Regions from separate parts of the Homo sapiens genome. Here region 1 is linked to region 2. Evidence: read pairs that join two places in POLR2A ChIA-PET (ENCODE). Cell type or tissue: HCT116. All regions are shown on one strand. Each heading gives the region's core, and the rest is flanking DNA. Links, peaks and the distances in the headings are about the cores only.

Region 1 (11,980 bases), core at 2,334-7,333, 94 kb after region 2:
AAAAAAAAAGATGGAACTGCTGTTCTTGAACATTTCAAGCCAAGCCACTAGGAGGGACCCCTCAGAGCTCTGATATCCTCACACAGTCAGGGCAGTCCTGGGGTCGGGGAGTCCTCAGAAATAAGTTCAAATCCTGGCTCTACCACTGCTCTGCTGTGCAACCTTGGCAAGTCGCTTTCCCTCTCTGGGCTCGGTTTTCTCAGCTGTCATTCGGATGTGCCTCGTTTCTGGCCCCTCCACATCTCAGCCGAGGGCTCTGCCTCCAGAACTGGCCCACTTTCACTCGTCCACGCCCACCCATCGGCTCCTGCCTGGATCAAGACCGTCACTTCCTCCCTCTCCACACCTCTCCACCCGTCACTCTCCGCATCAAACGAAGCCTTTAAAAGCATTAATCAGCTCCCTGTGGCAAAAGGCTTGAACTGCCACTTCACCAAAGAAGACACACAGATGGCAAAAAAAAAAAAAAAAAAGCACGTGCAAAGATGCTCAATGCCATTAGTCATTGGAGAAATGCAAATCCAAACCACAGTGAGATATCACTTCACACTTGCTAAAATGGCTAAAATTCTTTCAGCTGACAATACCAAGAGCGGGTGAGGATGGCGAGCATCCGAAGCTCTCCTACGCTGCCCATGGGAAGGCAAAACGGTGCAACCCCTTAACTCCTTATGAAGTTAGACATACATGCACCAAACCCCCCACAGCAATCCCACTCCAGGGAACTCCCCCAAGAGAGATGGAAACACACGTCCGTGCAAAAACCCGTACCTGGCAGTTTCTAACAGCTCTATTCCTAATCTCCCCAAACTGGAAGCGATCCAGCAGGTGTGTTTGCATAAACACACCGGGTCACCTCCACGCAGCGGAGTGCTATTCGGCAGTCATAAGGAAACAGCACCCGAGACACGCAACAATGTGGGTGATATTCAAATGCATTCTGCAGAGCGAAAGACGCCAGACACAAAAGGCCGCCCGCTGTATGCTCCCATTTATAATGATGTTCTGGAAATTGCTCTGGGAACCCCCGGGTGTGTCTTCTCCTCCAGGAAAAGGCTAGGGGCAGAGACTAGGGTGTGTGTGTGTTTGTTGGGGGGGGCGGGGGGAGGTGGAGGTGGGAGTTGGTTGGGACGGAGTCTTGCTCTGTTGCCCAGGCTTGAGTGCAGTGGCGTGATCTCGGCTCACTGCAACCTCCGTCTCCTGGGTTCAAGCGATTCTCCTGCCTCAGCCTCCCGAGTAGCTGGGATTACAGGCACCTGCCACCACGCCCAGCTAATTTTTGTGTTTTTAGTAGAGTGGGGTTTCACCATATTGGCCAGGCTGGTCTTGAACTCCTGACCTCAGGTGATCCACCTGCCTTGACCTCCCAGAGTGCTGGGAGTACAGGCATGAGCCACCGCGCCCAGCCTGTTTTTTGTTTGTTGAGACAGGGTCTTGCTCTGTTGCCCAGGCTGGAGTGCAATGGTGTGATCGTGGCTCACTGCAGCCTCAACCTTCTGGGCTCAAGCAGTCCTCCTGCCTCAGCCTCTCAAGTAGCTATGACCACAGGTGCACACCACCATGCCTGGTTTGTTTTTGTTTTTGTTTTTGTTTTGTTTTTTGTTTTTATTTTTGTTTTGTTTTTGTAGAGACGGGTCTCACCATGTTGCCCAAGCTGGTTTCAAACTCCTGGACTCAAGCGATCCTCCCACCTCAGCCTCTCAAAGTGCTGGGGTTACAGGCGTGAGCCACCATGCCTGGCCAAGACAGGTTTTGTCCACTGAAGCATTCCTGGTAGAGGACAAAGGGACATAAGGAAACATTTTAGGGAGATGGGACTGTTCTGTATCTTGATAGTGGTGGGGTTACGTGATTGTGCATTTGTCAAAATTCATAGACCTGTAGACTAAACATTAATGACCACTTCTCCTCTGCTCCCAGACGCAGTCTCCTCTGGCTACACTGCCCATTTTGACGTTTCCTGCCTGAGGACCTCTGCATTTGCTGTTCCCTCTGCCTGGAATGCTGTTCCCCATATCTCCCTTCATGTCTTTCTGTGGTTGAATCTTTCCAATCTATTTTTTTTTTTTTTTTTTTTGAGTTGGAGTTTTGCTCTGTCGCCAGGCTGGAGTGCAATGGAGCAATCTCAGCTTACTGCAACCTCCACCCACCTCCCAGGTTCAAGCGATTCTTCTGCCTCAGCCCCCCAAGTAGCTGAGACCACAGGTACATGCCACCATGTCCGGCTAATTTTTTGTATGTTTAGTAGAGACGGGGTTTCACCATATTAGCCAGGCAGGTCTCGAACTCCTGACCTCATGATCCACCCACCTCGGCCTCCCAAAGTGCTGGGATTACAGGCGTGAGCCACCACGCCTGGCCAAATCGTTCCCATCTTTTAGGTCTCTGCACATATGTCACCTCCTCAGGGAGGCCCTCCCTGATCACTCCTAACTAAATTCACCACCCCCCTCCATAACCCGCTATTCCATCACCATGTTGCACTAAAAAACAAAAACAAAAACAAAAAAACTGCAATTCATTAGATAATAAATTCCCTGAGAGTGGGGTCTCTCTTGGTCACAGCAGTGTCCCCAGCACAGCACTAGCGGATAGCAGGTGCTCATTAAATATGGATCAAGAGGCAGGAGTTTGAGATCAGCCTGCGCAACATGAAAAAACCCACTACAAAAATTAGCCAGGCATAGTGGCGCATGCCTGTAATCCCAGCTGATTAGGAGGCTGAGGTAGGAGAATCGCTTGAACCCGGGAGGTGGAGATTGTGGTGAGCCGAGACTGCACCACTGCACTCCAGCCTGGGCAACAGAGCAAGACTATGTCTCAAAAAAAAAAAAAAAAAGAGAGAGAGAGAGAGACAGTCGAGTGAAAGAGCAAAGCACACAGGGCTCTGTGAACCCGGGTTTGAATTCAGGCTTGGCCCCTGGTATGCTGTGTGGCTTCAGGTAAATCGAATCACCTCTCTGTTCCTCATCTGGAAGGTGGAATTAACATGCCTCTCTTGCAGGAGTGTGGGGAGGTTTAATCCAGCAGGCACCAGCCCTGAGCTCCCTGAGTCCTCCTGTGGGCAAAAGCCCCAGTCCTCATTTGCAGATGCCCTGGAACCTACCTAGCCTCGCCCAGCCAGGGTGCAGCCTCAGGGAATGCTTGCTGAATGGCAGAATAGACAAATCAGTGACAACACAAGCAAATGCCTTTTCCTGGTAATTAAGTTCACTTGGTAATTAAGTCCTCAAACATCCCAGCCCTCCCTCATCTTAGCCCTAAGGACTTATTTTGCAATTCTCCAAAATGCTCAGAATCAACTGCACCGCCCGTCCCTTCACACGGACTGTGAACCAGGCATCGCCTGGTGTGCTCTTTCCCCCAACTTCCACTTTTCTTGCCAAGTTCCTACTTGTCCTTCAAGTCCACTTGAAATCTCCCCTCCTCCAGGAAGCCTGCCCTGAACCCCATTATCTGGGCTCCCTCAGCCCTGGCTGTCTGGGTCCATCTCTTACCCAAGCCTGGGGCTCCTTGAGGGCTGGGCAGGGGCTGGAGAACTCTTGGAGTCCGCTGTGTTTCCCAGCGCAGATGTGGGCACCCAGTGGGGAACCCTAAATACTCAGTGAGTGCATTCATGGGGCCAGGGTTCAAATCCCAGCTCAGTCACTTTGCGGCTTTGTAGTCCTAGTGAGTCTGGTCCCCTGTCACAGACTCAGTTTCCCCCCTCTAGAAGATGGGGTGTCCACAGGAACCTGGCCCTGGATGCAGGGGGTCAGCGGAGTTTCCCGCAAGGCACGGTCACAGGCTGCAGGCTGCATTGCTCAGTGGCAGTGCTGGTGGCTCCTGCCATCCCCGAGTGCCCCCCTCCTCTGGGGCTCAGTTTCCCCATTTGGCCACACTCCCCCTTAGACAAACACAGACGGGGCGCCACCTGGCTGGGCAGGAGGGGGCCTCGGCAGCTTCTCACGAAGAACAGCAGCCAAGGTGGGGGCTGGCGGGGCTGGCACAGGCCGGCCTCGTTAAGCTGCCAGTCCTTGGCACCACTCTGCTTTCGTGGAGGCGTCTGGAGAAGGGCCCAGGCCTGGCTGTTGGGGGACTGAGGAAGCTGGGATGAAGCTGAGACCCTTTTTCAGAGGGGGCAGGCCCTGAGTGATGGCAAGGAGTTCTATGTTCACTTATTAAGCATCTACTGGATGCCAGACCAGGCTACTCAGGCAGGGCGTTTGCCCGTGCTGTTCTAGCTGCCAGGATCGCGTTTCCTGTTCATAGCACTATCCACTGCTCATTCTGATCTCAGTCTAGAAGACACCACCTCCAGGAAGCCTTCTAGATTCTCTAGAATAAGCCAGGTGCGGCCGGGCGCGGTGGCTCATGCCTGTAATCCCAGCACTTTGGGAGGCCGATGCGGGCGGATCACGAGGTCAGGAGATCGAGACCATCCTGGCTAATGCAGTGAAACCCCGTCTCTACTAAAAATACAAAAAATTAGCCGGGCATGGTGGTGGGCGCCTGTAGTCCCAGCTACTCGGGAGGCTGAGGCAGGAGAATGCCGTGAACCTGGGAGGCAGAGCTTGCAGGGAGCTGAGATGGTGCCACTGCACTCCAGCCTGGGCGACACAGCGAGACTCCGTCTCAAAAAAAAAAAAAAAAAAAAGAATAAGCCAGGTGCCTCCCTTTGGGTTGGCACGGTGCCTGAGTTTTCCCCATCACAGTTTGATCACTCAATATTTTATTTTTAGAGGTGGGGTCTTGCTCTGTGGCCCGCTGCTGGAGTGCCACAGCATGATCAGAGCTCACTGCAGCCTCAAACTCCCAGGCTCAAGCGATGTTCCCGCTTCAGCCTCCCGAGTAGCTGTGATCACCCAATATTATAACTGGGCTGTGGGCAGGTCACTTAGGCCATCAACAAATGCAAACAGAGCACTTCGTACGTGGTAGGCACTATGCTTAGCACCGTCCATGCTCAGCGAACCCCGCAGTGCAGGTGCTGATGCTGCCTCCTCTTTACAGAAGGGGCAACTGAGGCTCACAGTGGCTGAATGGTGGAGTGAAGCCACATGGCCTGGAGTCTGGTGCACAGAAGGGCCCGGGAAAAGCTCATTTCCATCCCCAGGGACAGTGAGCTCACTCACCACTGAAGGAGGCCTAAGCTGGAGGTGTGGGGATTCATTCATTCAACAAATATGTATTGGGCAGCCATTGAAGGCCAGGTTACTCAAGTGTGTCCGAGTGACAGGTGGTGTTGGACGCCTCCAACATCTGTTGTCTTGTCCTCCATAGTAATAGAAGCCCTGGTTTTCAGCTGCACAGTTGGCCATTCAGAATAAATACTACATTTCCCAGCAAGCTTTCTGCCAGGCATGGCCACGTGACTAATTCTGGCCAATGCAGTGTGAGCAGAAGTGGTGCCTGGGATTTCCAAGAAGTGTCCTTAAAGGGACAGGGTGAGCTCTTCCTCACTCTTTCCTCCTCATTGCCTGGGAGGCAGATGTGATGGCTGGAGCTCACGCACCTGCCTTGTCCCACGAGGAGGAGGCCATTTACTGAGGATATGGTGGATGGAAGGAGTCTGGGCTGCAGACACCCCAGCATCTCCATGCCATCCCAGGAATGACTACTCACATTCCACATTCAGAAGCAAATCAGCCCTGTACGCCTACACCGCTGTGGTTGGGTCTTGCTTACCACAGCCAACCCGAGCCTGACCGCTACATTTGTCCCTCTCTGCTTCTGTTTTTCCACTCTTGCCTCCTCTCATGCCTGCTGGACTGAAAAACCTGCCTCTGCTTGGTAGCACTGGGCTGCAAGGGCCATCCACAGTGGCCAAGGCAGTGGCCTCTAGATAGTGTGGCCTCCGTCTGTGGCAGTAGACAGAGCAGGGGCAGGAGTGCCACCAGGGGCCGGGCATGGTGGCTCACAAATGTAACCCCAGCACTTTGGGAGGCTGAGACTGGCAGATCACTTGAGGTCAGGAGTTCGAGACAAGCCTGGGCAACCTAGCAAAACCCCCGTTTCTATTAAGATACAAAAATTAGCCGGGCATGGCAGCATGTGCTCGTGGCCTCAACTGATCTGCCCGCCTCGGGCTCCTAAAGTGCTAGGATTACGGACATGAGCCACCATGCCCGGCCTTTTCTCCCTTTCTTAGAAGGAAAACCTCTGCAAAGATCTTATTTCCAAATAAGGTCCATTCACAGGGGTTGGTCAGAACCAGGGGTTAGGGGTTCAACATCTCTATTTGGGGCCCACCCACTACATGGTACAAGAGATTTGTGTGGGAGGTGATCTCAGAAGCTGTGGGAGGGGAGAGAAGTGGGTGGGGAAGGGAAGGAGACAGTAGCGGGCTCATTGACAAGACAGTACTGGGTTCGTTGACTTATGGAGCTCATTCGACTGGGGACCTCTAGGAGATATGGTAGAACATACTTCGATTTGTCCCATAAGAGGGACGAGGGAGTGGGGGCATTTATCTACCACCTCCCATCTGTCACTGGCTGAGGGCTGCTCTGAGAGGTATTAGGCCAACACAGAAAATCTAAAGACTAAGTAGTCAGCCTGGCAAAGTGAAGTTGAGGAGCAAGAATTCTGTTCCAGGCAGAGGGAACAGCATTTGCAAAATTCTAGAGGTGAACAAAGCAAGATGCCTCTGGGACATTGCAAATCATCCAGGCTTCAGAGATTGGCAGGCGCCCAACCACAGGGGTGCATGTAGGCCACAGAGAAGAGTGTGGGCTTTATCTGGAGGGCAATGGGGAGCCATGGGAGAGTTTAGAGCATGGGAAAGACTATGTTACAGGTCTGGAAGCTGAGGCCCAGAGAGGCTAAGGAATTTAGCTGATGTCATACAGCTTATGAATGGCAGAGACAGAAATCCGACTTGAGTGGGCTGCAGACAGATTGAGGGTGTGAAATTTGGGGGATGGGGACTGGGGAGGAGGTGAGGCTGATGCCCAGGGCTGAAGCTCAGGCAGGGGGCACAGTTGGAGACCCAGCTGGAGAGGCAATGCTATAGGGAGAGAGAATGAAGCTGGTGCAAGCCTGGAGGCCAACCTGGCGGTGCGGACTTGGGACCACTGACCCCCACCAGCCCCACCCTGACCCTGGCACTTGACTCTCCCTCCAAATCAAGTCCAGGAGGGCTCTGAGGATATATGGACTCAGACCTGAGTCCGGATAAAAGAGCCAGCTACGGAGAGAAAGGGCTTTCCAGGCAGGAGGCCCAGCCCATGCAAAGGCCCTGGGGCAGGATCCTGCCTGGTGTGTTGGAGGAACAGCAAGGAGATCTGTGTGGCTGGAGCAGAGTGAGGGATGGTGACAGGGGGTCAGGAATTTGGGTTTTAAGCACTGATCTCATTGTAGGGGGGCGTGGCTTGAACAAGTCTGGGTCACTCTTGGAGTCTCAGACAAGGGTAACATTGAACCTTCTACAGTGTGTTGCTAGGAACCTCCAGAAGCTGATGCTGGTAGCGTCTTCGCACAGTGAGGGCTGAATCTGCACTGCTGGGGGCCGGCAGCCCTTTTGAAGCATCCCTGGGCCTCCTTGGGTCCAAAGATACCCTGAGCCTTCAAGAAGTTATCTCAAAGCTTGCCCGGGTACCGGCAAATCACAGACCTAGGAATGATCCATTGGCCACAGGCCCAGGCAGCTGGCAGCTCCTGGGACAGAATGTAGCAGGGCGATGTCACAGAAGCTGGGGGCATCTAGAACCCTGGTGACTCCTGGTCTCCATGTCATCTGCCAGAAAGGCCACCTGCGCCAGCACCTCCTGAGACCGGCCTTCAAAGACACGACGCATGCCGCTCTGCCGTCCGGAGCACTTAATGCCTAGAGCCAGCAGGGTCCCAGTGGCCGCGTCACTGCCTCTGAGCCACGCGGTCATTCCAACTCAACTGCCCTCGCGTCCTGGCCACAGGCCCCCTGGGAGACCCCGGAGATGCCCAAAGGCCTCATGCCTGCCGCCTCCAGTGGGACCTAGCAGCACACAGACAGCGAAGCGGGTGACCATGGGGTGGCCACGGCCGGGCCGAGCCCTCGTGGCAGTCAAAGCCTTGCTGGTCTTGTCGCTGCTCCAGGTGCCCGCGCAGGCAGTGGTACGGGCCGTGCTGGAAGACAACTCGAGCTCGGTGGACTTTGCGGATCTGCCGGCGCTGTTCGGCGTCCCCCTGGCCCCCGAGGGCATACGGGGCTACCTGATGGAGGTCAAGCCAGCCAACGCGTGCCATCCCATCGAGGCCCCGCGACTGGGCAACCGCTCTCTGGGCGCCATCGTGCTGATCCGCCGCTACGACTGCACCTTCGACCTCAAGGTGCTGAACGCCCAGCGCGCCGGCTTCGAGGCGGCCATCGTGCACAACGTCCACTCCGACGACCTCGTGAGCATGACCCACGTCTACGAGGACTTGAGGGGCCAGATCGCCATCCCCTCAGTGTTCGTGAGCGAGGCCGCCTCGCAGGACCTGCGGGTCATCCTGGGCTGCAACAAGTCGGCCCACGCGCTGCTCCTGCCCGACGACCCACCGTGCCACGACCTGGGCTGTCACCCCGTGCTGACCGTGTCCTGGGTGCTGGGCTGTACCCTGGCCCTGGTCGTATCAGCCTTCTTTGTCCTGAACCACCTGTGGCTCTGGGCCCAGGCCTGCTGCAGCCACAGACGGCCGGTGAAGACGTCTACCTGCCAGAAGGCCCAGGTCCGCACCTTCACGTGGCACAACGACCTGTGTGCCATCTGCCTGGATGAGTATGAGGAGGGCGACCAACTCAAGATCCTGCCCTGCTCCCACACCTACCACTGCAAATGCATTGACCCCTGGTTCTCCCAAGCCCCCCGGCGCTCCTGCCCCGTGTGCAAACAGTCGGTGGCCGCCACAGAAGACAGCTTTGACTCCACCACCTACAGCTTCAGGGACGAGGACCCCTCCCTACCGGGCCACCGGCCCCCCATCTGGGCCATTCAAGTCCAGCTACGCTCCCGGAGGCTGGAGCTGCTGGGCCGCGCCAGTCCCCACTGCCACTGCAGCACCACGTCCCTGGAGGCAGAGTATACCACTGTCTCCTCAGCCCCTCCTGAGGCCCCTGGTCAGTAAAGATCTAGGGCAGGGAGGGGGGTGCAATGAGGAATGTTTCTGGTCTGAAAAGAATAAAGTGGGTTTGAAAGCGGATTCTCAGCCTCGCTGCTGTTGGGCCACCCGCCTCTGACTGGGGTTGGGGGACACCCATCCCCATCAAGCCTAAGGCCAATCCCCGTTTCTGCGGGCGGGAGAGCGAGGGGTGGTGAGGGCTGGGGGGCCTTTTTGGGGCGGCTGTGACCGTGGTGCCGGAGTGGCTTTGAGACGGGTCGTCTGTGCTTTGGTTCCAGTCCCGGGCACACGGGTCACTCATCCTGGATGGCCTTATTCTTCATTCACATTTTTTCTTTTAAAATAAACGTTTTATTTTGGAACTGGTTTAGATTTCCAGAAAAGTTGCAAAGGTGCCATAGAGTTCTCCAACCCCTTTTACTCCGTTTCCTCTTATGTCTCATGGGATCCCAGGTGTGATGGGATGGGAGGCCGAGGTGGGAGGTTCGCTCAAGGTTAGAGGTTTGAGACCAGCCTGGGCAACATAACAAGACCCCACCTCTACAAAAAAATTTTCTTAGGCCGGGCGTAGTGGCTTACGCCTGTAATCCCAGCACTTTAAGAAGCCAAGGCGGGCGGATCATGAGGTCAGGAGATCAAGACCATCCTGGCCAACATGGTGAAACCCTGTCTCTACTAAAAACTACAAAAATGAGCTGGGCGTGGTGGTGCGTGCCTGTAGTCCCAGCTGCTCGCTACTCAGGAGGCTGAGGCAGGAGAATTGCTTGAACCCAGGAGGTGGAGGTTGCAGTGAGTTGAGATCACGCCACTGCACTCCAGCCTAGCGACAGTGAGGCTCCGTCTCAAAAAAGAAAAAAAAATTCATTAGCCAAGTGTGGTGATACATGCCTGTAGTTCCAGCTACTTGGGAGGCTGAGGTGGGAGGATTGCTGGAGCCTGGGAGGTGAGCTATGATCACACCACTGCACTTCAGCTCGGGCAACAGAGTGAGACCCTGTCTCAAAAAAAAAAAAAAAAAATGCAAGGAGGCAAGGGAGTTTTCTGGGCAGTGAGGGGGCTGTTTGACCATGCTCCGACGAGAAATAGCTACTAGGTGAGGTCATAGGAGCAAAAGGGTCAAGGTCGCCTCTGAGACATTCCCTGGAACAGTGTGAATGTGAGAGTCACGTGCAAGATTCCGACTGAAGCCCAAGCAACCTCCAGAGAGCGCCCACTCTGTGCCAGACGCGGTTCCAGGCACACAGACACAGCAGTGAACAAAACAGGGGAAAGTCCCTGCTCTCCAGGGACTGCTATTCCAGGGTGGGGGATAGATACAAAGTATATAATTAAATAAATGAGCAGGGAGATGTCAGCACGAGATAAATCCTGGGGCTAAAACACAAGGGGGTCATGAGATGGAGAGAGCTTGGCGGATGATCAGGGAGATCACGGAGGAAACATGAGAACCGAGACTCAGGGCCGGGCACAGTGGCTCACGCCTGCACTCCCAGCACTTCGGGAGTCTGAGGTTAGCAAATCGCTTGAGTCTAGGAGTTCGAGACCAGCCTGGGCAACATAGTGAAACTCCATCTCTCCAAAAAAATACAAAAATTAGCGGGGTATGGTGGTGCACACCTATAGTCCCAGCTACTCAGGAGGCTGAGACGGGAGGATCACCTGAGCCCAGGAGCTCAAAGCTGCAGTGAGCTATGATTGCACCACTGCACTCCAACCTGGGTGACAGAGTGAGACCCTGTCTCAACAAAAACAAAAACAAAAAACACAAACTGAGACTGAAAGGGGAGGAAGGAGGCGTTAGTGCAGGAAGGATATTCCAGGCAGAGTGTACAGCCCATGCAAAGGCCCTGCGACAGGACTGCACCTGACATGTTGGAGGAACAGCCAGAAGCCCATATGGCAGCAGCAGAGTGAGTCAGAGGGGAGAGGGAGGAGCGTGGGAAGGGGATAGGGCAGGTCGTGCAGGCCCTCGTAGAGCTTAGTAAGGAACAGATTTTGGGCCAGGTGTGGTGGCTCACGCCTGTAATCCCAGTACTTTGGGAGGCCGAGGCGGGCAGATCACGAGGTCAGGAGATCAGGATTATCCTGGCCAACACGGTGAAACCCCATCTGTATTAAAAATACAAAAAATTAGCCAGGCGTGGTAGCGTGCACCTGTAACCCCGGGTACTCGGGAGGCTGAGGCAGGAGAATCGCTTGAACCTGGGAGGCGGAGGTTGCAGTGAGCTGAGATCGCGCCACTGCACTCCAGCCTGGGGACACAGAGACACTCCGTCTCAAAAAAAAAAAAAGAAAAAAGAAACGGATTTGTTCTGGGGTGCTGACTAAAACCACTGGAGGGTCTGGGATCAGTGGCTCACGCCTGTAATCCCAGCACTTTGGGAGGCCGAGGTGGGTGGATCACCTGAGGTCAGGAGTTCGAGACCAGCCTGGTCAACATGGCGACACCCCATTTCTACTAAAAATACAAACATTAGCTAGGCATGGTAGTGCGTGCCTGTAATCCCAGCTACTCGGGAGGCTGAGGCAGAGAATCACTTGAATCTGGGAAGCAGAAGTTACAGTGAGCCAAGATCACGCCACTGCACTCCAGCCTGGGTGACCGAGGGAGACTCTGTCTCAGTAAAACAAAGGAAAGAAAAGAAAAGAAAAGAAGAGACACAGAGACAAAGACACAGGGAAGACAGCCACGTGACAACGAAGGTAGAGATTGGAATGATGCAGCCACAAACTTGTTACCTCCTCTTTTTATGAAGACACCAGTCATACTGGATTAGGGTCCATCTTAATGACCTCATCTTAACTTGATTACGTCTGCAAAGATCCTATTTCCAAATACGGTCGCATTCCCAGATATCAGAGGTCAGGACTTCAGCATATTTTTTGAGAGGATGCAATTCAACCCATAACATAGGGGTGA
Region 2 (11,980 bases), core at 4,399-9,398:
CACTTTGGGAGGCTAAGGCAGATGGATCACCTGAGGTCAGGAGTTCAAGACCAGCCTGGCCAATATGGTGAAACCCTGTCTCTACCAAAACAAACAAACAAAAATTAGCTGGGCATGCTGGCGTGCACCTGTGGTCCCAGCTACTGGAGAGGCTGAGGTGGGAGAATTGCTTGAATCCAGGAGGTAGAGGTTGCAGTGAGCCGTGATCATGCCACTGAACTCCAGCCTGAGCGATGAAGTGAGACCCTGTATCAACACACACACACACACACACACACACATACACACACATATACACAATTCAAGATGAGATTTGAGTGGGGATATGGCCAAACCATATTAGTTACCTAAAAGCAAACAAGTGGATGTAAATAAAATATTAAGTAACTGATGGTATGCACAGCACAGGAGGAAGTTTTTTGAGGAGGACTAAAGTGAGGACAGGTTGAATCACCTCCTTGAAATGTGCTGACACCCAGGCAGCATGGGCTTTCATAGACCCATTTTACAGTGGAAGAAACTGAGGCTTGGGGTGGTGGAGTCACTGGCCCAGGGACATGTTTGGAACACAGGTCAGCCCTACTACAGAAGCTGTGCTCTTTCCTTCCCTGGCGGTCCTGCCTCTGGATGTTTTCTCGAACTGTTCCAACCAGCTGGCTTTTCCTCTGCCCATCTCTGCCACTTTTTGCCCCTGCCACCTCCAGGAAGCCCTCCTGACTCTTCCAGCCCATTGCCCCTGGGTCTTTCATCACTATGACAGCTGGGCTGGGGTCTGGCACAGGAAGGGGCTTATCTACCTGTCCCACAGAAGAGAGCACACCATGGAGCTGGCCGGATACCTGTTGAGTTTGTGAGACCTTGCATTGGTGTGAAAAGGGTTAACTCACTTCATTTGCATACTGTGCCCAGATTCGTCTTGGGAATACACTGCAGCATAATTGAAGAGAGGAAGGGGAGTTGCAGATACCCTGGAGGGGTGGATGAAGGGGAAAGGGCTTATTCTGAGCAAAACGAGAGGATCCTGAGCTGGGGGAGGGGAAAGGATGTAGGGCACAGATCACCCTAACTGTTGTGGGGCCACTGAGAATGATATTCTTCTTCCCAGGGCACACCAACTTCTTTTTTCCTGCATGTTTTCCATATTTTTCCCTCAGACTATAATAAGGTTAATCTTGGTTTACATAGTTCGGACACATAGCACATCCTTCTGAAAGTTGAGCAAACAGCAATCTTAATGGGCAATTCAACCCACTCCGTGTTAACCACTATGCAGACCAGCGTGTAAGTCAATCAATAAATATCCATGAGCGGCTTCTAGTTGAGTTTAATCACATGCAGTTCTTAGAGTAGCACACGGCACATAGCAGGCACTTAATAGATGTCACCATTTTTTTGGTTTGTTTTTAAGACGGAGTCTCGCTATTTCACCCAGGCTGGAGTGCAGTGGCGCGATCTTGGCTCCCTGCAACCTCCGCCTCCCGGGTTCAAGCGACTGTCCTGCCTCAGCCTCCCAAGTAGTTGGGACTACAGGGCCGCACCACCATGCCTGGCTAATTTTTGTATTTTTAGTAGAGATGAGGTTTTGCCATGTTGGCCAGGCTGGTCTCGAAGTCCTGACCTCAGGTGATCTGCCGGCCTTGGCCTCCTAAAGTGTTGGGATTACAAGCGTGAGCCACCGTGCCCGGCCGATATTGTTATTTCACACCTTCAGAGGAGACAGCAGGCGTGGATGTGAACTTAACCCTCCCGCTGCCACCCTTGCTGGCTCCCACCCACCCTGGCCCACAGGGAATGGCTTGGACCAGGAGGCTGAGACCATGAGACGGCGAGTGGGATCGTCCTGGCAGCGGAGATGTTGCTCAGGATAAAACGGGAAGGGCTAAATAAATCTGCTTGAGATGTGTCCCAATTACCCGCTCAAACTCCTCTGCCTGTGCCTGGCACTCTGGGGCCCTGGAGAGGGGAGTTTTTCTGATGCCCTAGAGGCTCGGGGCTGCTGCAGCATTTCAGATGCAGCACACCAGTCCCCCAGCCTGTGGTCCCTGTCCTTGTCCCCCAATATTGTCATAACTTTTTTTGGGGAGCGGAGGAACAGAAAGAAACCCAAATATTGGGATGTTTCTGAGCTGGGAAGGCCCCGACATAGAACAACAGAACCTTCCATTGGATGACCACTTGTTATGTGCTGTGGGCCAAGACCTTCCCAGGCAGCTGGGCAGCAAAAATCCACGCTATGAGATCAGACTGATTATTTTTGTTCCCTTTTTGCAGCTGAGCAAACTGAGGCTCAGAGAGGAAAGGGTGGTACTGACCCTCCAATAGCTTGGGAGAGGCAGGGCTGGGCTTCCGGCCTTAGGTCTGACTCCGGCTCATTCCTTAATTCATGAATGCAGCCAACGGATATTTATTGAGCAACTCCCAAGTGCCAGGTACTGTTCTAGGCACCAGGAAAAAGCAGGGAACAAAACAGGCCAATATCTCCAGCCCTCACGTGCTGACTTTTTTAATGGGGGAGATGAACCAGATTTAAAAAAAAAAAAATGTACCACGGGTCAGATGGGACATACCAGGGAGGAACATGGAACAGGAAACAGGAAGGGTTGGGGGTGTCATTATACATAGGTGGTCACAGAAGGCCTCACTGTGATGGGTTTTTTGTTTATTATTATTATTATTTCGAGACAGCATCTCACTCTGTCACCCAGGCTGGAGTGCAGTGGCACAATCTCAGCTCACTACAACCTTCACCTCCCGGGTTCAAGCAATTCTCCTGCCTCAGCCTCCTGAGTAGCTGGGATTCCAGGCATGCACCACCACACTGGCTAATTTTTGTATTTTTAGTAGAGACGGGGTTTCACCATGTTGGCCAGGCTGATCTTGAACTCATCGCCTCAAGCGATCTGCCCGCCTTGCCTCCCAAAGTGCTGGGATTACAGGCATGAGCCACTGCACCCGGCCCATCACTGTGATGTTTGAACAGAGGCCAGGATGAAGTGGGAGAAGAGCTTTCCAGGCAGATGGCACAGCCCATGCAAAGGCCCTGGGGCAGGACCGTGCCTGGCGTGTTGGAGGATCAGCAAGGAGGCCCATGTAGCTGGAGCAGAGTGAGGAGTGGGAAAGAGGGAGTAGAAAAGGCAGGAACAGGGCAGGGTGTGCAGGGCCTTCTTGGCCACAGGAAGACTTGGGCTTTTCCCCTGAGGGAGGCGGGAGCCATGGAGGGTCATAGGCAGAGGAGGGGCAGGACCTGATTCAGATGCTCACAGGTGCCCTCTGGCTGCTGTTGCGGGGAGGACAGACTGTGAGGAGGCAGGGTGGGACTCAAGGGACCAGGGTGGAGATGACTACACTGGCCCAGGTGGGCAATGCTGGGGCTGGATCCAGGGAGAGGCTGAGGGAGTGGGAGAAGTAGCCAGTCTGGGGACAGACAGAGACAGAGTGACCCTCAGCCAAGCTTCTGACCCGCTTGCAGGCTTTCTGGGGCCTGGACAACCTGCAGGCACCAATGAGGGCCACATGCTCATCATTAACCCAGATGATGGGGGTTCAGGGGGCTGCTGCCTGATCAGGATTTGACCCACGGGTGTGCACCAATCAGAGTTAGTACACAGAACTCCCAAGTCTCCTGGCCTCTCCAGCTGCTACCCCCAGGCCCTGTGCAGCAAGGTCGAGGAGGACACACCCCCACCCCCAGACCGGGCCGCCTGTGCCCCCAGTGACTCTGTGTATTGGCTCCTGTTCTACCCTTTTGCATAGCTGTGCATTCCCCTGAGCACTTTAGCAGGAGCCCCCAGAGGGCGGAGCAGGAGGCACCGGTGACATCATTCTCAGGGCCAGCCACTCCCAGTGTGCACCAGACCTGATCAAGATCCAAAGACGACCAGAGTTCCCAGATGACACTGGGGCTGCAGGCGGTGCCTGAAATAGCATTTCACAAGTGCAGCCTCTGTTCCAGGCACTGTTCCTGGGGCTTTGCAATGACCCCTGCCCTCGCAGTCCTAGGTCTGTGCTGTTACTGCCATATTTTATGGGCGAGACGCAGAAAGCCTGAGCACCAGCCCATGCCTGCACAACACAGCCAGGACTGGAAACTGTCTCTGGGCAAAGGCTGTCCCTAGGTCTCTGGTGGGAGCCCGCTCTGCCCTCAAATCAAGGGAAAGGTGAGGGGCCTGAGAGGTCAGTAATCAGTGGATTTCTCAGAGCAGAGATCCCTTCCCAATACGAACTAGACTTGCATACTTCCAGGGATGGGACCCTCACTCCCTGTACAGGAGAGGTGCCTTGGTTTTGGACAATGCTGAGAGTTAGACAATGTTTCCTTTCAGCCACTTGGGCTCCCTCTCCTTCTTTTAATCTCCCTCCTTTGACTCTGCTCCTCCTCTTCGGAAACTGCGCAGAAAAAAAATCGCCCTCTCCCCTCCTTTCCTCTCTTCTCCATCCTTCCTCTTTCTTTCCTCTCCCTCCACATCTTTCTCTACTTCCTCCCCCCCATCTCCCTTTCTCCTTCCTGTCCCTTTTTCCTCTCTCTTCTCCTCTCCATTCTCCCACCCCTTCCTCCCCTCCTCTCCTCTCCTCTTCCTCCATGAAATATTTTCAGCTGTTCCTCTGAGTATCAGAACTTGATAGAAAAGATGATTCCCCGAATTTGGAGTCAGACACTTCACTGCCTCAAAACTGTGTCGCCCTGGGCAAGTCATATCATCTCTTTGAGCCTCCATTTCCTCATCTGTTAAAAAAAAAAAAAAAAGTGATATTCCCTGTTTTGGTTTCCCCTGTAGCCTCAGTGACTAGCTCAGGGCCTGGGACACAGTAGTTGCTCAATAAGTGTTTGCCAAATGAATGAATGTTGGCACCCTTTCTTTTTCCTTTCACTTCTGGGCCCATTGATTATTCCTTGTGTGCCCCAAATCCAACCCTGCTCAAGAGAGGGCTTGGCTGGACCTTGTGACCAGTGTGGAACTGAAAAATTAGACAAAGTCTGCCTCCTGGCTTTCTTCCTCGTTGAACAATTTGCATTTAAATCATGAACTGTAATAGTTAGTTATGTCATTAGCTGCTTAACATGTCTTCCCACGCATTCTGTGTGCCAAGAGGGCAGGGCGGGGAGTTTTATTCACATTGTTCATGCTTGTAGTTCCAGCACCTCGGACAGCACCTGTCACACATTAGGTGCTCAATAAATGCCTGTGTGGTGGCTGAGGGGTGGGGTGGGAGGATGAACATAGCATGCTATAACCTTTTCTGCTTCCTTTTTCCTTATGCTCCAATCTATGAAGTTTTCTGAATCAAACACACTCCTCTTAGTGAGGTTCCAGGCAGAGAACGTGGCATGATCACCTCCCTTTTTTTGCGCTCCATACTCCTGTTAATGCAATCAGCACTTTTCTCCCTTTTTCTGCTTTTCTTCTTCAGGAGAGGAAAATGTTAAAAATGTGATGATGCAGTCGGAAGTGTTTTAAGCCTTCAGACAATTCAGACTTGAGAATCAAGTGATGGAGGAAGAGCTAAAAAAAAAATACATTCTCGTTTATTAGGAGGAGAAAGAAAGTGCCATCTCAAAAAGATCGAGGCTCGTTAATGCTGGAATATAAAGATAGACACTTCCTGTCCTCGACAGGCAAACTTCACCCACAGCTGTGGGCGCCAGGCCCTCAAGAGTGGCTGGGGCAGGACGGCTACAAAGAGAATTTGATTGCTCCGGAGTTGAAGCCCAACGTGTTCGAGGAGTCATGCCAAGATTCAGTGAAGGTCACACAGGATGCGAGCTGCTGTGGGGAGGGGTTGTCCTTGGGACTCTCCTAGGACACGGGAAGGCTCCACCTCCATGAGAAGAGGATTCATCTTCCTAGTCTGTTACATGCAAAGGTCTCGTCTGAGCCAAGTCTTGCACAGATGTCCCTTTTCCCGGGGAAGGAAGTTTCTAGCAAACACCCAGGTACTGACTGCATGACCTTGGGCACATGTCACCCTCTCGCTGGGCCTCAGTTTCCCCATCTGCCAAATGTAGAGAATATTTTAATACTTAACACGCTAATAGTAGCTATGATGGGTTGCTGTTATTATTAGCTGTTCTTACTCTTCTTATTGTTGCTTCCATAATACCCCTGCCAGGGTGTTTGTCCAGCCAGCGAGGATTTTCTTGACCCTCTGTCCCTTTGACACATCACTAGCTACCTCACTCACTGTGTGACCCCACCCTCTGGTCTCAACAGATTGGACCTGGGTGGCTATCACCACCCAGGTTATACAAACAGGCTGAGCCAATATGATTCTTTCTTTCTTTTCCTTCCTTTTTTTTTTTTCTTTCTTTCTTTCTTTCCTTCTTTCTTCTTCTTTCTTTCTCTCTCTTCTCTTTCTCTCCTTCCTTCCTTTCTTCCTTCCTCCCTCCCTCCCTTCCTTCCTTCTGTCTTTGTTTTTTGCTTTTTGTTGTTGTTGTTGTTTGTTTGTTTTTGAGACGGAATTTCGCTCTTCTCATCCAGGCTGGAGTGCAATGGCACAATCTCGGCTCATTGCAATCTCTGCCTCCTGGGTTCAAGCGATTCTCCTGCCTCAGCCTCCCCAGTAGCTGGGATTTCAGGCATCTGCCACCACGCCAGGTAAATTTTTTGTATTTTTAGTAGAGATGGGGTTTCACCATGTTGGCCAGGCTGGTCTGAACTCCTGACCTCGGGTGATGCACCTGCCTCAGCCTCCCAAAGTGCTGGGATTACAGGCATGAGCAACCACACCCGGCCCCAGAGGAATTTTTTAACAGGGAAGGGATTCCATGTCTGGCTTTAAAAGGTCGATCTAGCACATGAAGGAGCAACGTTTCCTGAAAAGTGAAAAGTCAGCCTATATTTATCCAATGACCCCGATGGCACAACCAGCTCATTGATGAGAAATATTTAATAGCTGTTTGGGGCTGCGTTGAGAAGGATTCTGAGCCTGTGGCTCAGTTCTGCAGGGAAAGGAGTGCTGCAATTTATTAGTGATGCCTGGGCCTTGACTCCCTGGGAAAGAGTTCTGTTATTGATTAGTGATGCCTGCCATGGACCATTGCATGGACCCTGGTGTTCTGTTTGTTATACATTTGCCTTCCCCGGGTTAAGTAGCTGCTGCTTCTCAGAGAAAATCCTCCACACCCTCCTACAGAGGACAGTAGGATGGCTCCAGACTCAGACAGTCAGGGGTTCCAGTCTTGGCTGGACTGCTTTCTCGCTGTGTGACTTTAGACATGTGGCTTCTCATCTCTGTGCTTCATGTTTTCTCCTCTGCAAAGCGGGAACAGAAATCTCACCCACACAGAGTTCTTTTGCAAATAGTTTTAAGTATCCGGCATGCCGTAGGGTTCTGCTGAGGTTGATATTGGCCTCTCCAGGGCCCCCTCACTGCAGCCCAAGGTCTGAAGGTAAATCAGTTTTATTTCCAGCTCCAGCTCCAAGGTGGGTTCCAACTCTGCCCTTGAGACCTGGCAGACACCCTCAGCTGCATCTTGCACCTGGGGTTTGTTCCCAGTGCTGCCACAGACATGCTCCCACTTGGTGGTGGCGTGCATGAAACAAGATGGACGCAGGGACCGTTTGGCTTGGAACTCTCCTGGGGAGGAGGTCCCCACACCTGGCGTCCACTCACCTCCCGGCAAGGGTGATTCTTGCCAGCCTGAGTGGGGACTGTTCCGTGCCTGGCTGCTTCCAGCACTTGGCCTGATGTCCCGCCATCAACATTTATGTCTGCAGGTGGCTGGGACCACTCTGCCTTCTCTGTGAATTGGCATGGACTGGAGGGACTTTGGGGAGCTGAGGGAGAAGTGGACGGCTCAGCAGCATCTTGCTGGTGCCTGACCGAGAGATGACTTTGGAGACTTTTCTCCAGAGACTTTTCTCTTTGGAGAACAATAAAAATACAGAGTGGCCTGGACGCGGTGGCTCACGCCTGTAATCCCAGCACTTTGGGGTATCGAGGTGGGTGGATCACAAGGTCAGGAGTTTAAGACCAACCTGGCCAATGTGGTGAAACCCCGTCTCTACTAAAAATACAAAAATTAGCCGGGCATGGTGGTGCACACCTGTAATCGTAGCTACTCAGGAGGCTGAGGCAGGAGAATTACTTGAACCCAGGAGGTGGAGGTTGCAGTGAGTCAAGATCGCGCCACTGCACTCCAGCCTCGGCGGCAGAGCAAGACTGTCTCAGAAAAAAAAAAAAAAGTACAGAGTGAGGCAGGGTTCACTCAGCCTCAGGACCAGGGGGGAGATGTACTCCTCCCAGACACCCCGGCCCCTTCCTGGCCCCCTGACTTTACTCCCACACCCCACTCGGACTTTGTACCCTCCACTCAGCAGCCAGAAGAAGATTTAAAAACACGAACGTGGCTGGACGCGGTGGCTCACGCCTGTAATCCCAGCACTCTGGGAGGCCGAGGTGGGCAGATCACCTGAGGTCAGGAGTTCAAGACCAGCCTGGCCAACATGGTGAAACCCCGTCTCTACTAAAAATACAAAAAATTAGCTGGGCGTGGTGGTGGGTGTCTGTAATTCCAGCTACTCGGGAGGCTGGAGCAGGAGAATCGCTTGAACCCAGGAGGTGGAGGTTGCGGTAAGCCGAGATTGCGCGACTGCAACCCAGCCTGGGTGACAGAGTGAGATTCTGTCTCAAAAACAAACAAACAAACAAACAACAACAACAACAACAAAACTGGAATCAGGTCAGGCCACCCCTTCTCCAGACCCTTCCACGGGCCTCCTCCAGTGCTCTCCCCATAAAGTTCATATTCCTCCCCAGACCCCCTGCCCATCTCTGAGCCTCAGTTTGTTCACCTGTCAAATGGGTCTATGAGCCATCAGACTGTGAGCCCACAATTGGCCATCTTGTTCCTTGCTGTATCCCCAGCACCTAGAACAGCACCAGACACACAGCAGGTGCCTAATAAATGAATGGAGGAATAAGCAAGCAAACCAATCAGCAAATTCATTCACACTTACAGGCTCAGCTCTGTCCTTCTGTGGCCTCAGTGACTCCTGCCTGGTCCACCTCTGGCTGCCTCTCTGAGCTCCGTCTTTCTGGGATTGATGAGTTGGGTCTAAGCAGAGGCCCAGGGTACAGATGTCACTGTGGCCTCTGTGTCCCCCACCTGTGTCCCCGCAGCTCCCGGGCTGCAGCCTGTGAGGGAAGACAGATGGGCTCATAATGTCCAATGAATCATAGCCACTGCATCCCAGCCTGGACACATGCCCAGCCCACTCATCCGCGGGTCTGTGACATGTAAGAGTTGGCGCTACTCTTCCCCTGTGTGTGCCAGACCCTGTGTGGCCACCTGGGTTGGTGTCATCCAGGGGAAATAACAGGCTTTGTTCTCCCCGCCCCATCTGACCGGTTTTCTCCTCTCTGCCACAAAAGTCAACATTCTGGACAAGGGTGGGAGGAAGTAGTGCTTCCACATTTCGCAGGAGGACTAACATTAATTAAGCACTTAATATGTAATGGGCACCATTTGGAGCCCTTTATTACAATTTCCACATTTAATCCTCCAACAATCCTATTACCAGCCCCATTTTACAGATGGGGAAACTGAGGCACAAGTGACTTGCCCAAGGCGCAGAGCCACCAAGAGTGCTTATGGCAGTATTGTCTCCAATAGCAAAAATGGAAGCAACCTAGATGTCCACCCATGGGGAATGATTAAAATACTCTGTTTTTTTGTTTTGTTTTGTTTTGTTTTGTTTTTTGAGATGGAGTCTAGCTCTGTCCCCCAGGCTGGAGCGCAGTGGTGCGATCTCGGCTCACTGCAAGCTCCACCTCCCGGGTTCTCGCCATTCTCCTGCCTCAGCCTCCCAAGTAGCTGGAACTACAGGCCCCCACCACCACGCCCGGCTAATTTTTGTGTTTTTGTAGAGACGGGGTTTCACCGTGTTAGCCAGGATGGTCTCCATCTCCTGACCTCATGATTCGCCTGTCTCAGCCTCCCAAAGTGCTGGGATTACAGGCGTGAGCCACCATGCCCAGCCAATACGCTGATTTTAATTAAAACATTAACCAGGTGTAGTGGCACACACCTGTAGTCCTGGTGACTCGAGAGGCTGAGGCATGAGGATCACTTGAGCCCAGGAGTTGGAGGGTACAGTGAGCTATGGTCACACCACTGCACTCCAGCCTGGGCAACAGAGCCAGATCCTGTCTCTAAACAAGAAAACAACAACAACAAAAAAATTAGACCAGGTGTGGTGGCTCACACCTGTTATCCTACCACTTTGGGAAGCTGAGGTGGGGGGGTTGTTTGAGGCCAGGAATTTGAGACCAGCCTGGGCAACATAGCAAGACCCCATCTTTAAAACAAATTAAAAGAAAATTAGCCAAGCACTGTGGCACACACCTGTGGTCCCAGCTACTCGGGAGGCTGAGGCGGGGGGATCACTTGAGCCTGGCGAGTGGAGGTTGTAGTGAGCAGAGAGTGACAAAGAAAGACCCTGTCTCAAAGCAAAAAGACAGAGAGAGGAAGAAAAAATTTAAAACCCAGTCTGGTTCCATAGAATACCAAAAAGAATTGCAAACAAGTGTTCAAACAAAAACTAGTACACACATATTCATAACAGCTTGATTCGCAATTTTCAGAAGCTGGAAACAACCTAACAGTCCGTCAACGGATGGATGAATAAGCAAAAGCGGTCCATGCATGCCGTGGAATATATTCAGCCATAAAAAGGAATGAAGTTCTGGCCGGGTGTGGTGGCTCACGCCTATAATCCCAGCACTTTGGGAGGCCGAGGCAGGCAGATGACTTGAGGTCAGGAGTTTGAGACCAGCCTGGCCAACATGGCGAAACCCTGTCTCTACTAAAAATACTAAAATTAGCCAGGCACGGTGGTGCATGCCTGTAATCCCAGCTACTTGGGAGGCTGAGGCAGGAGAATCGCTTGAACCCGGGAGGCAGAGGTTGCAATGAACCGAAATGGTGCCACTGCACTCCAGCCTGGGTGGAAGAGTGAGACTCTGTCTCAAAAAAAAAAAAAAAAAAAAGAAGAAGTTCTGATCCACACTGCAGTGTGGGTGAACCTTGGGAAGGTTATGCTCAGTGAGAGGAGCCAGACACAAAAGAACAGAGACTATATGATTCCAGTTATTGAAAATGTCTAGAATAGGCAAATTAATCAAGACAGACAGCAGTGTAGAGGCTCAGGAGAGGAAAGCGGGAAGGTATTGCTTCATGGGTACAGAGTTTGGATTGATAAAAATGTTTTGGAAGTAGATGGTGGTGATATTGAACAATATTGTGAATGCACTTTAATGCCATTGAACATTTTTATTTTTATTTTATTTTATTTTATTTTATTTTATTTTATTTATTTATTTATTACTTTTTGGGATAGAGTCTCACTCTGCTGCCCAGGCTGGAGGGCAGTGGCGTGATCTCAGCTCACTGCAACCTCTGTCTCCCGGATTCAAGCGATTCTCCTGCTTCAGCCTCCTGAGTAGCTGGGATTACAGGTGCTCACCACCACGCCTGGCTAATTTTTTTGTATTTTTGGTGGAGGCGGGGCTTCACCATGTTGGCCACCATACCCGGCCCCACTGAATATTTTTAAATGAATAAAGTAATAAAGTTTCTATTATGTGTGTAATTTACCACCATAAAAAATTAATAGTCTGGGCCAGACGCGGTGGCTCAAGCCTGTAATCCCAGCACTTTGGGAAGCCGAGGCGGGCGGATCACCTGAGGTCAGGAGTTCGAGAGCAGCCCAGCCAACATGGTGAAATCCTGTCTCTACTAATAATACAAAAGTTAGCCAGACATGGTGGTGGGCGCCTGTAATCCCAGCTACTCGGGAGGCTGAGGCAGGAGAATCACTTGAATCCGGGAGGCAGAGGTTGCAGTGAGCAGAGATCGCACAATTGGACTCCAGCCTGGGCAACAAGAGCTAAACTGTCTCAAAAAATAAGAAATAAATAAATAATAGTCTGCTTTATTCCCTCAGTGGAATACTATGCAGCTGTATAAGAATTGGGAGTC

The links. ChIA-PET counts read pairs that join two places held together with the same protein. Peaks named below come from ENCODE experiments on the same cell type or tissue, not always from the same donor. Only the 100,000 strongest peaks of a DNase experiment are listed, where the experiment ranks them.
Region 1: POLR2A ChIA-PET joins it to region 2 with 8 read pairs; 6 of 35 experiments call an interaction of 5 or more read pairs at or near these places.

Annotation. Positions count from the first base shown.
Region 1 is chr19:5,447,716-5,459,695 of GRCh38, forward strand. ZNRF4 (zinc and ring finger 4) reads left to right here and starts at 7,702. Exons shown (of 1, transcript NM_181710.4): 1 at 7,702-9,141. The coding sequence starts at 7,777. The coding sequence ends at 9,066. In HCT116, for the core only: no CTCF peak of the experiment used is centred there; a DNase peak (open chromatin) is centred at 5,356.
Region 2 is chr19:5,351,408-5,363,387 of GRCh38, forward strand. No RefSeq gene overlaps it. Among named protein-coding and RNA genes, the nearest start is that of PTPRS, 17 kb to the left of the region's middle. In HCT116, for the core only: no CTCF peak of the experiment used is centred there; a DNase peak (open chromatin) is centred at 6,994; H3K4me3 peaks cover 435 bases.